2 separate regions of the Mus musculus genome follow, and region 1 is linked to region 2. A link is a loop called in an ENCODE intact Hi-C map of the cell type or tissue named here. Cell type or tissue: gastrocnemius. All regions are shown on one strand. Links, peaks and the distances in the headings refer to the core of each region. The heading gives the core; the rest is flanking DNA.

Region 1 (5,252 bases), core at 253-5,252, 76 kb after region 2:
TTTTGATGCAGCCAAAGTGGGGGGCTGGGGAGGGGGGAAGCACAATTCTTTCTGCATGTTTTCTGCCTCACTACCAAGAAACATCTATCCTACCGCAGAAATGCCAGCCACACCACGGCTGGGAGCAGGGTGGGGTGAGACTAGGGAATGGCTCTGAGCCCAAATGTCTGCTGCGCAGACCGCCTGCTTCCTGGGAATTTGTGACTGATACAGGACAGCAGCTAGGTCTGAGTGGCCACACCTGTCATAGCTTTGTTCTCCAAACTCTGGCCTGGATCTCCGACCAGTCAGTCCATCCATCCTAGTCCTGACTTACTGTGTGCTCAGATCCTGAGCTACTGTCTCCTCCTCAGGGCATACTGATGGGCCTAGAGAAGGGCTGAGAAGGAACGGGGGTGGGGTGGGGGGGAGCTCTAGAATGAACTGTGTGACAGGGCAAGACCGAGCAGAGCTTTCTGCATCTTGTATTCTTGCTGAGGCCATTTCAGGCTTAACTAGAATTTGATCTCCTTAGAGAATTCCATGAAAAATTACCAAAGTCTATTCTAGGAACCTGAGGTCAAGATGCCCCTAAGATAAGTTAGCTTATCTTTGTTTCTGTTAAACTGCCTGCCTGTGCCAAAGTCCCTCCAGCTAACTGCTTGCATCTGCAAAGCCCCTCCTGAAGCTGCTGAGCAAGATGCTAGATGTGGTTCTTGCCTTAAAACGCCCCCATGTTCTGGACACTTGGGGCTATACCTGGGTCCCTGAATACCCAAGTATAATGACAGTCAGTTGGAATACAGTTGGTCACCTCTGGTAGGCTCCCTGTAACAATACTGGGAGAGCTAGAGACCAGGCCTGCCTACAAAGAAGGCAGAAGATTCAGAGCCACTGTACTCTGCACAGCTGTTCATGGATGCTCCCACACTAATATCCCCTCTCTGGGCCTCCAGAGATGAAGCTGACATCTATCACTTCTGTGCTCTGGCCATGCCGTAAATGGGAGAGGTGACATCAGGAAGGACTGTTTATTGTGTTTTGTTTTCACCAAGCATTTAATGAGCTCTTCCTATATTCCAAGTACTGTGAGGCCCCAAGGGATGCACCTCCTGGCCAGGGAAGCTTTGAGCATTAGGAATAGGAGACACAGACCTGTGGGCATCCCGCACAGAGCTACTACTGTAATGGAGGCCCAGCCTATACATCTGCGACCTGGGAACTATGAAGAGAGGGTCCTCTCTGGAACAAGAGGCATGGGATTTGTTGATCCAAGTACACAACTGGAATGTTCAGGGAAAGAGCAGTTTGCCCTGAGCAACTGACTCTCATCCACCCTACTCCAAATGACATACCTGGGCTGGAAGAGGGAAGGAAAGCTTGGGGTGGGGGCACAGGGATAGGAGTCTGGCTGTTTTGAGAGTCCCGATAATTTGATTTCACTTTCATCTACAGACCCTTCTAAGACCCCCACCAACCTTTGCACACTTGCTGCTCAAACTATAATCTCTATGGTTACCTCCTCTGTAAAGACGTAGTCACAGAGAACCTGTCAATCACCTGTATTGGTCCAGAAAGGAACAGAGCTGAGATTCAGTCCCAGAAGTCTGCTTCCAATTGTGTGGGTACTTGTGTGTGTGTGTGTGTGTGTGTGTGTGTGTGATGGAGAGTAGAGGGATGCTACTGATCATGTTCATCATGAAAAAGAGGTGTTGCTTTGTTATATTTTGTCATTTGGGTGTTTTAGCTAATTTTTGTTTTTTGTTTTGTTTTGTTTTTGTTGTTTTGTTGTTGTTGTTGTTGTTGTTGTTGTTGTTTCGAGACAGGGTTTCTCTGTATAGCCCTGGCTGTCCTGAAACTCACTTTGTAGACCAGGCTGGCCTTGAACTCAGAAATCTGCCTGCCTCTGCCTCCCAAGTGCTGGGATTAAAGGAGTGCGCCACCACCGCCCAGCTGTTTTAGCTAATTTTAATTTCGACGTTAAATAAATAACCTCAAAATCAGTTCCTGACAGAGACTTTATAGCAGCTGGAGCTGAACCTGAACCAAAAGCTGATCTCGTCCTCAGGCTCCTGCCTGGGGCCCCAAGGCTCAGTTATATCAGTCTCTGCTAAGGTCTGGCTAGTCTCCTTGCTTCCCCACTTTTGCCTCAGCCCTGTTTCTCCTTTGTCATTCATTGCCACTTCAGATATTGCATTTGACACCAGCCCACAACAGCTGGGGCAGGAGTTAAGGCAAAACTGGGAACTAAGAACTGGGTCACTGGTTTTCCTTAAACGGACTCTGCCATGGGTAAACAAATATGTTTACCAAAGGGTAAACATGTTCTCTATCATTTGAGCTACATATGAAAGTGATACCCAGGGTACTTTCCTGCCCCATAGGCATAGCAATGGTCTACATCAAATGACTGGGCAGTGCGCCAAACTCTTTCTTCATCCTCACAGCTGACTGGAAGTGGGCCCACCTGGGGGCTACAGACTGCTTGCCACTACCTCCTTCTGAGGGAGTAGGGCTTAGAGCAGATGTGGGAACGGGGCAGGCAGTGACCCAGGCTCTGTTGCCATCTTTGACTTCAACAAGATGGCCAGCGTGCTTACTTTGACCCAGAAAAAGCGACAAAGCAAGCAAGGACCTTCTATGTCAATGCCAAGCCCAACTTGCTGTGGGTACCACATGCACAGGCCACCCTAGAAGAGGCCCGGACTGAGCCAGTAGCCCAGAAATCGGGCCCATATGTCACATCCATCATTTGGGCTGACACCAATTTTACTTTGTTTGCAGCCCCATCGAGTTGAAACCCCTGCCAGACACCCAGATGGTGCTCCTGGGTCACTGCTGGTGACATCATCCGGGAGCACATCTATTCAGAAACTCTCTACTCACCACAGTCCAGTTTCATCACATGCTCAAACCCGTGATGAAGCGCCTGATGCCAAGAGTTCAGCAAGAGGGAGGAGGCAGTGGCAGAGACATACGGTTCCAAAACCAGGTCTCCACTTGGCTGGTTTCTGCCTGAGTCTCTGAAGATGCTTAGAGTGAATGCAGGAGAAAATAAGAGCCAGCAGCCTGAACAAGAAGACTCCACTCTGAAGTCTGAAACGGGAACAGAAGGTCAGATCTGAGATAGCCAGGACCACAAGTCAGATGTCTTTTTACAGTGTCTCCATCCTATTGTGAACACATGGGATTTGGCCACTGGAAGAGAGAGAAAGATAGGGTTGCCTTTGAAGGCTGCATGAGCCTGCTATTCTATCCTCATTCTCAAATGACAATCTCTCTGGTCCTCACAAGAGACCAGGGCCCAGATTCCAGGCAGCCCTGCTGGCCTGGCTCCCACCAGTCCCTCCCTGAGAAGGCTCTGATCTCCTGCCCAGCTCTCTGCCTACTCCCAGATTAACATCCTGTAGGCACTGAGTCTGGCCTGACCTTATGAGTGCTGAGCAGATGTGATACTTTGGTCTCTTCTCCTCTTAGGCCTTCATGACAAAAGAGGATGCTGTGTGTCTCTTAGACTCTGCTCTGTTCCCCATCAGGCTGCTGGATATTGGAAACTGCCTTGAGCCATGAATCCTGAGGCTCACAGTAGGTCTTGGTCTGTTTTCTGCTACTCTAATTGAAAGCCTGAGACTACATAATTTAGCCAGAAAAGAAATTAATTACTTAGACTTTTGGAAGTTTGAGAGTCTAAGGTTTAGGACTATATCTAGGGATAGTTCTCTTGCTGGTAGTGACTCTATGTCACAACACAGTCAAGAGACAGGGCCAATATTGGCTTAGACAAAAGACCTTTCAGATAATCTTCAACCCATGAATGAACAACTCATGAGAGCCCCTCAAAAATCCCACCTAGACCCATATCTCAATTCCACAGGGGATGAAATGTTAACTTGAGTTTGATTAGGGATAGTGGCACCACAGCTTGGTATAACTGGGAATCCACCTAGGCCTGGTCAAAGGCTTCTTCCTCTAGGAAGCCACCTCCAGTCACCCAAAACCAACAGCAGATTGCGCTATCTTTCCTCTTGGTCTCGTTGCATTTTGAACTCTTAAGATAATATTTTGTATTGAAACCTGCTTTGTATCGAGATCAGCCTGTGTGTGTCTGTATATCATCAACCAGGAGTTTTAATAAGACTTCATTGGAGAAGTGAGTGAAAGAACAGATAGAGTAACTGGAGTGTCTCTGGCTCCCGGCACACCTACAAAGAAAGGCCTTCCTTTCTCTCACTCACCCAGTAGCACTCATGACCACCTATGCATGTCGGGTACTGCTCTTGGTTACAGGAGACACTGCTCTTGGTTACAGAAGGGGACCAAGCTGCATACTTTTGAGGAATTACAGTTCAGAGGAGACCAAACAGCAAGCAGAGGAAACAGCAATGCTATAACATTGGATAGATAGATAGCAGCAGCCACAGATAACACAAAAGAACTAAGGCTGGGGCATGAGTGGGCACCAGTGTGGGTGGGCAGAGTAAGTGAAGGACAGAGTGGTGAGGGGCACAATTCCTTTAGGACACTGTGGGCACTAGTGACACAGGAACATACTGTGCAATGGTTGGGGCCTTGTTTGCTGTGTCATGGCATGGTGGAGGTAGGGCAATCTCACTTTGTTGTCAGCCAGCGGTTCTCTCATTGACAACCCATGCCAGTGACATCAGCAGTAATGTCCTGCTCCTGAGACCCAGCCCTCATAGCCTCACCAGTGCATATAGGCGTCAGTTATCAGCACATGCACTGAGCTTATGAGGGGACATTCATGTCTAGCAGAAGTCTAGATTGTATGGTAGACTCAATAATGGCCCCTGAAATATGTGCATCTCCCTATCTTCAGAACCCATGAACACTCTATGGAAACGGGGGCTCCATATGTGATTAAGTTACAGACCAGGACATGAGAAGACTATTCCTGATGGTCTGGGTATGATGGATGTGATGATGGAGTCAGAGATTAGAATGATGGCCCATGTGACCAGAAATGCAGGCAGCATCTTAAATCTGGAAGAGATAAAGAATGGATTCTCCCCACAGCCCTCTGAAGAAACCACCTTTGCCAACACATTGATGTTTAATTTCAAAAGACTTCTGATCTACAGAATCATAAGACACTAACTCAGTGTTGCCTCAAGCCAATAATGTAGTAGCTTGTCACAGCAACAGAAAAGAGACTAATGAAATGGAAACTTAAGGGTTCTTTTGGAAAGTCAGTTGTGTCGGATGGAGTTTTGCTGGGGCAAACACATGGAGGGACATTTCACTGAAGCAGACAC
Region 2 (5,630 bases), core at 250-5,249:
GGCAAGGCAGGGACATCACTAATGGTCTTGATCTTAGTATGGTCTGTCCTCAAGGTTGCCTAAATAAAGTGGCCAAATGTTCAAACAACTGCTCCAGATTTTGGTCCTTTGGACCAGCACAAACTACAACCTTTTCTTTTCCTAATGCCCTCATCGGACATCCAGGCAGCTGCTTAGTTAGTTTCCAATGTGAGTGCCAGCTCTACCACCAGCTAGGGGGCTCAGGCTTGGTCAGAGGCTCCCTTTATAGGGCCCCAGGTAAAGAAACTTGGAGACTCCCAGGTGGGTCTCCACCAGGTAGATTAGATGTCTGTCCTTCTTCATTGTGGTCTCTGCTGCAGAAGCGTCTGGAAACCAGAAGCGGTGTCCCAGCTAGTGCTGAGAATCCTGACGTTTTCACATTTCCCCATTGGGCAACAAGGATTGAGTTAAGAGTCCAACCCACCTTCAGCACTGCTGGCTCTCCAGGCTCCTTGCCTCTCCAAAGCCACCCTTTCCCACCATCTCATCACAATGGAATTAACTTCAGGAGCCAACAGGTCTATGGGTTCCACCAGAGGCTGCCTGAGGCCAGGAACTTCCACTGGAAGGGACCAGCTGCTTTTACCACCACATTAGAAGCATTCTGAACTAGAGAGAAACTGCAGTGAGAGGTTACAGGCTGGTGCTGGTGCCCACTTGAGTCCAGAACCCTATTACAGGTCAGTTCTTTTTAAAAGGAGCAGAGCCAGGCCTTAGCAGGGTGTTCAAGAGTGTCCCTAAGCAGAGAAAGCAAGAGATATTTTGAGCTGCTTTCAATAAATGGTTTTCTTCTTGTTAAAATTTCCAAAGCAAACTTAAGTTGCGACCTCTGAGAAAATAAAGTCGCCTCTTACAGACTCAACCATGGGAGATTTTTCAAAGTAATTTTGTTCAGGTCTCTGGATTTGAGAATATGGAAACTGAGGCCAAGAGAGAAGTGGGTCCCCCAGGCTCTGGAGCTGGTTAGAAGCAGAAGGAGTAACTGAAAGAGTAACTATGCAGTCTTGAGTTAGGGCAACAGCCAATTCTAGCATTGTACGTAGAACTAGAAGTATACGTGATAGACAAGGTACAGTCTCTGTCGTCAGCCAAAGATAAGACAGGCCAAGCTATGCTCTCCAACCTTGGCAAGTTCACTTGCAGCTCTTTTCCTAAGCTATAAAAGGGCTCACACCACACAGCAAGGCTATCATGGGCATTAAAGACAAACACAGATGAGTTGCCCAGCACACATTACTGCTCACAGCAGTGGGAGTCATTAGAGTAGAAATGTCCACGGTGGAAATCTGTCCCTTTCAATGGTAGGCAGACAGCCACAGAAAGGGGCTGTGCTGGGCACTGTCTCTGAGTTTTTTGATAGACAAACACTTAGGTCCCTGGAACTGTGTTAATGGTTCAGGGGGGTCCTCCCCCTTGTCCTTTGTGAATTTTGTCCTAACTGGGCCAGGGCTTCCGGATTCATCAGAAGGGGAGCCAATGAACATGTGAAATGTCCATCTTCCCAAAAGATTGGGACTAGTGACCAGGCCACTAATTTGCATCCTGTCACCCATGCATTTAACAGATATTTAAGTACCTACCTCTTGCTGGGCACTAGGCTTGGTGCTAGGGATGTAGCAGTAGATAAATAAAATGCTGGTCCTCACAGAGCTGGTGTTCTAGAGAGTTCTAATACTCTAAAGGAAACTAGGGTGTGGCTGATGTCAAGCCCCCAAACCCTGTGCTCAGAAGGCCCTTCTTGGTCCCCCTCTCCCCTTTCCCTTCCCCTTCCCCTTCCCCTTCCCCTTCCCCTCTCCCCTTCCCCTTCCCCTTCCCCTTCCCCTCTCCCCTTCCCTTTCCCCTTCCCCTTCCCTCCAGCTCCCTACCACTACGACAATTGGCATGCTCCCCCTCTAAAGCATGCATCTTTAACTGGGGAAGCTAAACTCAAATGGCATTTGTGTTTAGAGACAAGCAATCTGATTCAACGATGAAGAAATTATAGACATCTTCTCTAAATTATGCCTCTACTCTGATTAAGCTGTGTGAGTGTGTGCATGTCTGTATGTGTGTGTGCATGTATGAGTGTGTGTGTGTGTGTGTCTGTGTGTATGTATATGTGTGTGTGTGTGTGTGTGTGTGTGTGTGTGTGTGTGTGTGTTACAGTGATGTATTTCTTTAAACATAGCTGGCCTGCCTTGGAAAGGGTTTCTCACCTCCTCACCAGGGCTTTAGGGAGTGTCTTTTTAGCAAACTGCACCCCAGCCCCACCTCTTTTATCAGTTGATTTCAGCTGTGAAAAGAAAGAAAAGAACCTTAGGTTTGTTTAGTGCAGGCCCTTGTCTGCAGCCAACAGGGAGAACAGGATTGGAAACTAGAGGAGGCTGAGCTGGGTTCAATGGTTAACCAGCGAGATTAATAAATGGCAGAAGGCGGAAACAGCCAGTGAGTACAGAGGCAAGAAGAAATGTCCCCTTGTAGTTCAAAGGCCAAGGAAAGTTTACCTAGATCTGGGGGACCTGTGGTTAAAAGGGCTTAGGGAGCCAGCTCTCCTCAGACTCCAGGCTCAACCATTGCCTGTCAGGAGCCTCAGCTGGCTCCTCTCAGAAGCTCAGCAGGCTGACCCTGAGCCAGACAGAACCCAGGCAGACTGCCCCTACCACTGGAGCCTCAGGCTCTACTCAAGACCACAGGCTTCTCCCAGGAGACAGGCTCCTGGTCTTCTAGCTGGCTCTCAGGCATAGCTCAGATCTTCAGATAGTGAGCTTTGGGCCAGGAGAACTTTTGGCAGAGAAAAATCAGAAGAAGACATTTCCATTTTCTGCCCTGATTCCCTTAGGGTGTTTTGGCAAATAGTCTCTTCTCCCCGTGCCTCAGCCTCTCTGGTGGTGTAGTTACCCAGCTCTTTTGCTTTTAAGGATCAGGTATTAACTATTTTCAGCTCTAGCCCACACAGCAGCTGTCTGCCTCAGCTACCCAACTCTGCCATTGAGGCGTAAAAGCAGCCAGAGGTGATATTTAATAAATAGCTGAAGGTATGTATCACTAAAACTTTATTTGCAAAACAGGTAGAAGACCGGGTTGCCAGAACTCTCAAAAATTAAATGATCTTAGATTACCTTACAGAGAGAAAATGGGGGCCCACTGATATAGCATGCTGCAAGCTACCAGACTACGTTAACGGTGGGACTGAAACTGGAGTCCAAGTGGCCTGTCTTTGGTTTACTATGGCTTCAAATTCTTCCAAAGGTAGAACCCAGCTAATTTTGTCTTGTGCTAATTGATCCTGGGAGTCACTCTCTCAGTGTGACTTGGAGTGGGGCAGAGCACTCTCACTCTCGGGCTGATTCAGAGGGACTTTTTTATGCATTGAGGATGCAGACCATGAGCTAAGGAACACTACAAGAAAAAGGGGAGGTGGTAGAGAATGTCGCACGCCTCCCTCTGAACGTGAGGAAATTGTAGCTAAGAGGAGGGTCCTTCCTATATATTCCACCTTTGATGTTACAGGTCCATGTCTATACTTACTCACCTCCATGTCCCACAGCCGTGACTGCGGATGGAGGGAGCGCTGTCAGGATATTCTCTTCCGGTGTCAAAATATTTTACTCACTGGGTTCTTCCTGGATAGACTCTCCATCCTGATCTTCAGTGGCTGAAGTGGAACGAACGGCTGATCCAACATGGCTCTGTTGATTGTCATGTTTCTGTGACGTGCTTCCCTTCAAACCACCTGGTGTGAATTTATATGGGACTTTCTGTTCCTTGGCTGGCTGAAGAGTCAGGGAGCTTTTATGATGTGAATCCATTTTCCTTTGTTCCCAGTGTCTGCCTTCCCAAAGGGAGAGGTTGAGGACACAGCTCAATGGGACGCAGTGACACCTCTTTAATTGAGATTCTCACAGGCCCTGAGGTCCAGCCAGGGTGACCCTCCTTTCCACACACCACCCTCCCACTCCCTGTGTGGTCATCTCCTTGGCCACAGGATATGGAAGCAAAAGCATTTCTTGACCGCAGCTGTTCCACAGTCACCTCTAAGTGAGACGTGGCACACACACACTGACGCCCTTCACTGTCCTGTTTGTGGTGGCAAGGGTTTGTAGCAAGGAACTGTGTGAAAGCAAGCAAGCGTGGGAATTGCTTTGCCACATCGAGATTGCCTTGCCAAGTGAGGAAGTGAGATGCTGGTGGATTCGGCAGGAGCGAGGACTGGAGAGTTAGACTGGTTCCGGGGAACTGTCTGAAGAGGCTCCAGTGAAAACAGAAGCAATTAATGGTGAGCCCACACTTTCCAACTGCAGGGGCAGCTCAACAGAACCCAGGCCAGAGCAGGGGTTGCTGAAAATACAGCCATGTTGTCCTGCATACAGATCCGTCACCGACATTCACATGCTCTGAAGTGACTTCAGCAATCAGGGCCTGAGTTCTCGGTGACAGCTCCTTGCCCCCTCACACAACCGACCCCAAACCCTGCCAACCTCAACAGTAATAGTTCTGCCCTAACTGTGTTCTGCCCCCCACCGCCTGGCTTCTCTGTCAAAGCCTGGGCTTCCATTTCTTCTTTGGCTTCTGACCTCAAGGCTCTTCCCAGCCTCTTCTTTGTATTCTGTTACATGTGTCCCCAGTAGGCAGTGGTGCTGTCCAGGACAAGGTGATGAGGACGAGGAGGACCCTGTATGTATTCCTACCATCTCTGATAAACATGTGAACAGAGGAGTAGCCTCGTAAGACAGGAAGTTGATGAGACAAACACTGTTCCCCAGTATGGACAAGTATCAGCTCCCAGTACCTATAGATAGATGTGCCTTTTAAAACAAAATTTAAAAATCAGGTCTTCTCAGATTAATCACATGCAGGACTTTTAGATGAGATCATCCAGGAAAAGACAAAGCACAGGAGAAAAATACAGATCCACATTAAAGGGAAAGCAAGAGAGTGAAATGACTCACTTACAAGCCCAGAGATGCTAAGAATTGCCAGAAACCGGGAGAGAACCATGAGAAGAATTTCCCATCCTTCGCAGCACACAAAAGACCAAAACAAAATTGGCTAGAAACTTGAACATAAACCTAAGATTACAAAACTGTGGAGGACAACATGGGAATGACTGTGGATCAGGCAATGGTTTCTGAGATACACACCAGAAGTGTGACCAGCAGAAGAAAAGCTGGGCAAGTCAGATTTCATTGATAATAAAGATATTTTTGTGTTGCAAAGGACACCAGTGGAAAGGAACAAAGACATGTGAAAGAACAGGAGATTAGTTGCAAACCTTATATGTGGTAAGAAATTTATATCTAAAATAAATAAAGAAGGAGCTAGAGAGATGGCCCAGTAGTTAAGAGCACTGGCTGCTCTTCCAGAGGACCTGGGTTCAATTCCCAGCAACCACATGGTAGCTCACAACCATCTGCAACTCCAGTTCCAGGGGATCTGGCTCCCTCTTCTGTCCTCTAAGAGCACTGCATGGCATACGCGCACCGCAAGTTTATGTGTGTGTGTGTGTGTGTGTGTGTGTGTTTGTGTGTGTGTGTGTACACCTCAATAATAAAAAGACAACCTAATTCAACATAGACAAATTATTAGAATAGATATTTTTCCTCCAAAACTATAGCAATAATAAAAAATAA

The links. A loop is a pair of places that touch in the nucleus more often than their neighbours do. Peaks named below come from ENCODE experiments on the same cell type or tissue, not always from the same donor. Only the 100,000 strongest peaks of a DNase experiment are listed, where the experiment ranks them.
Region 1: it touches region 2 in a loop (10-fold over the local background); 1 of 42 quality-filtered maps calls a loop at or near these places.

What each region holds. Positions count from the first base shown.
Region 1 is chr16:29,709,655-29,714,906 of GRCm38, reverse strand. No RefSeq gene overlaps it. Among named protein-coding and RNA genes, the nearest start is that of Gm46567, 100 kb to the left of the region's middle. In gastrocnemius, for the core only: no CTCF peak of the experiment used is centred there; DNase peaks (open chromatin) are centred at 2,455, 2,801 and 3,321; H3K27ac peaks cover 831 bases.
Region 2 is chr16:29,785,124-29,790,753 of GRCm38, reverse strand. No RefSeq gene overlaps it. Among named protein-coding and RNA genes, the nearest start is that of Gm46567, 26 kb to the left of the region's middle. In gastrocnemius, for the core only: no CTCF peak of the experiment used is centred there; a DNase peak (open chromatin) is centred at 2,640.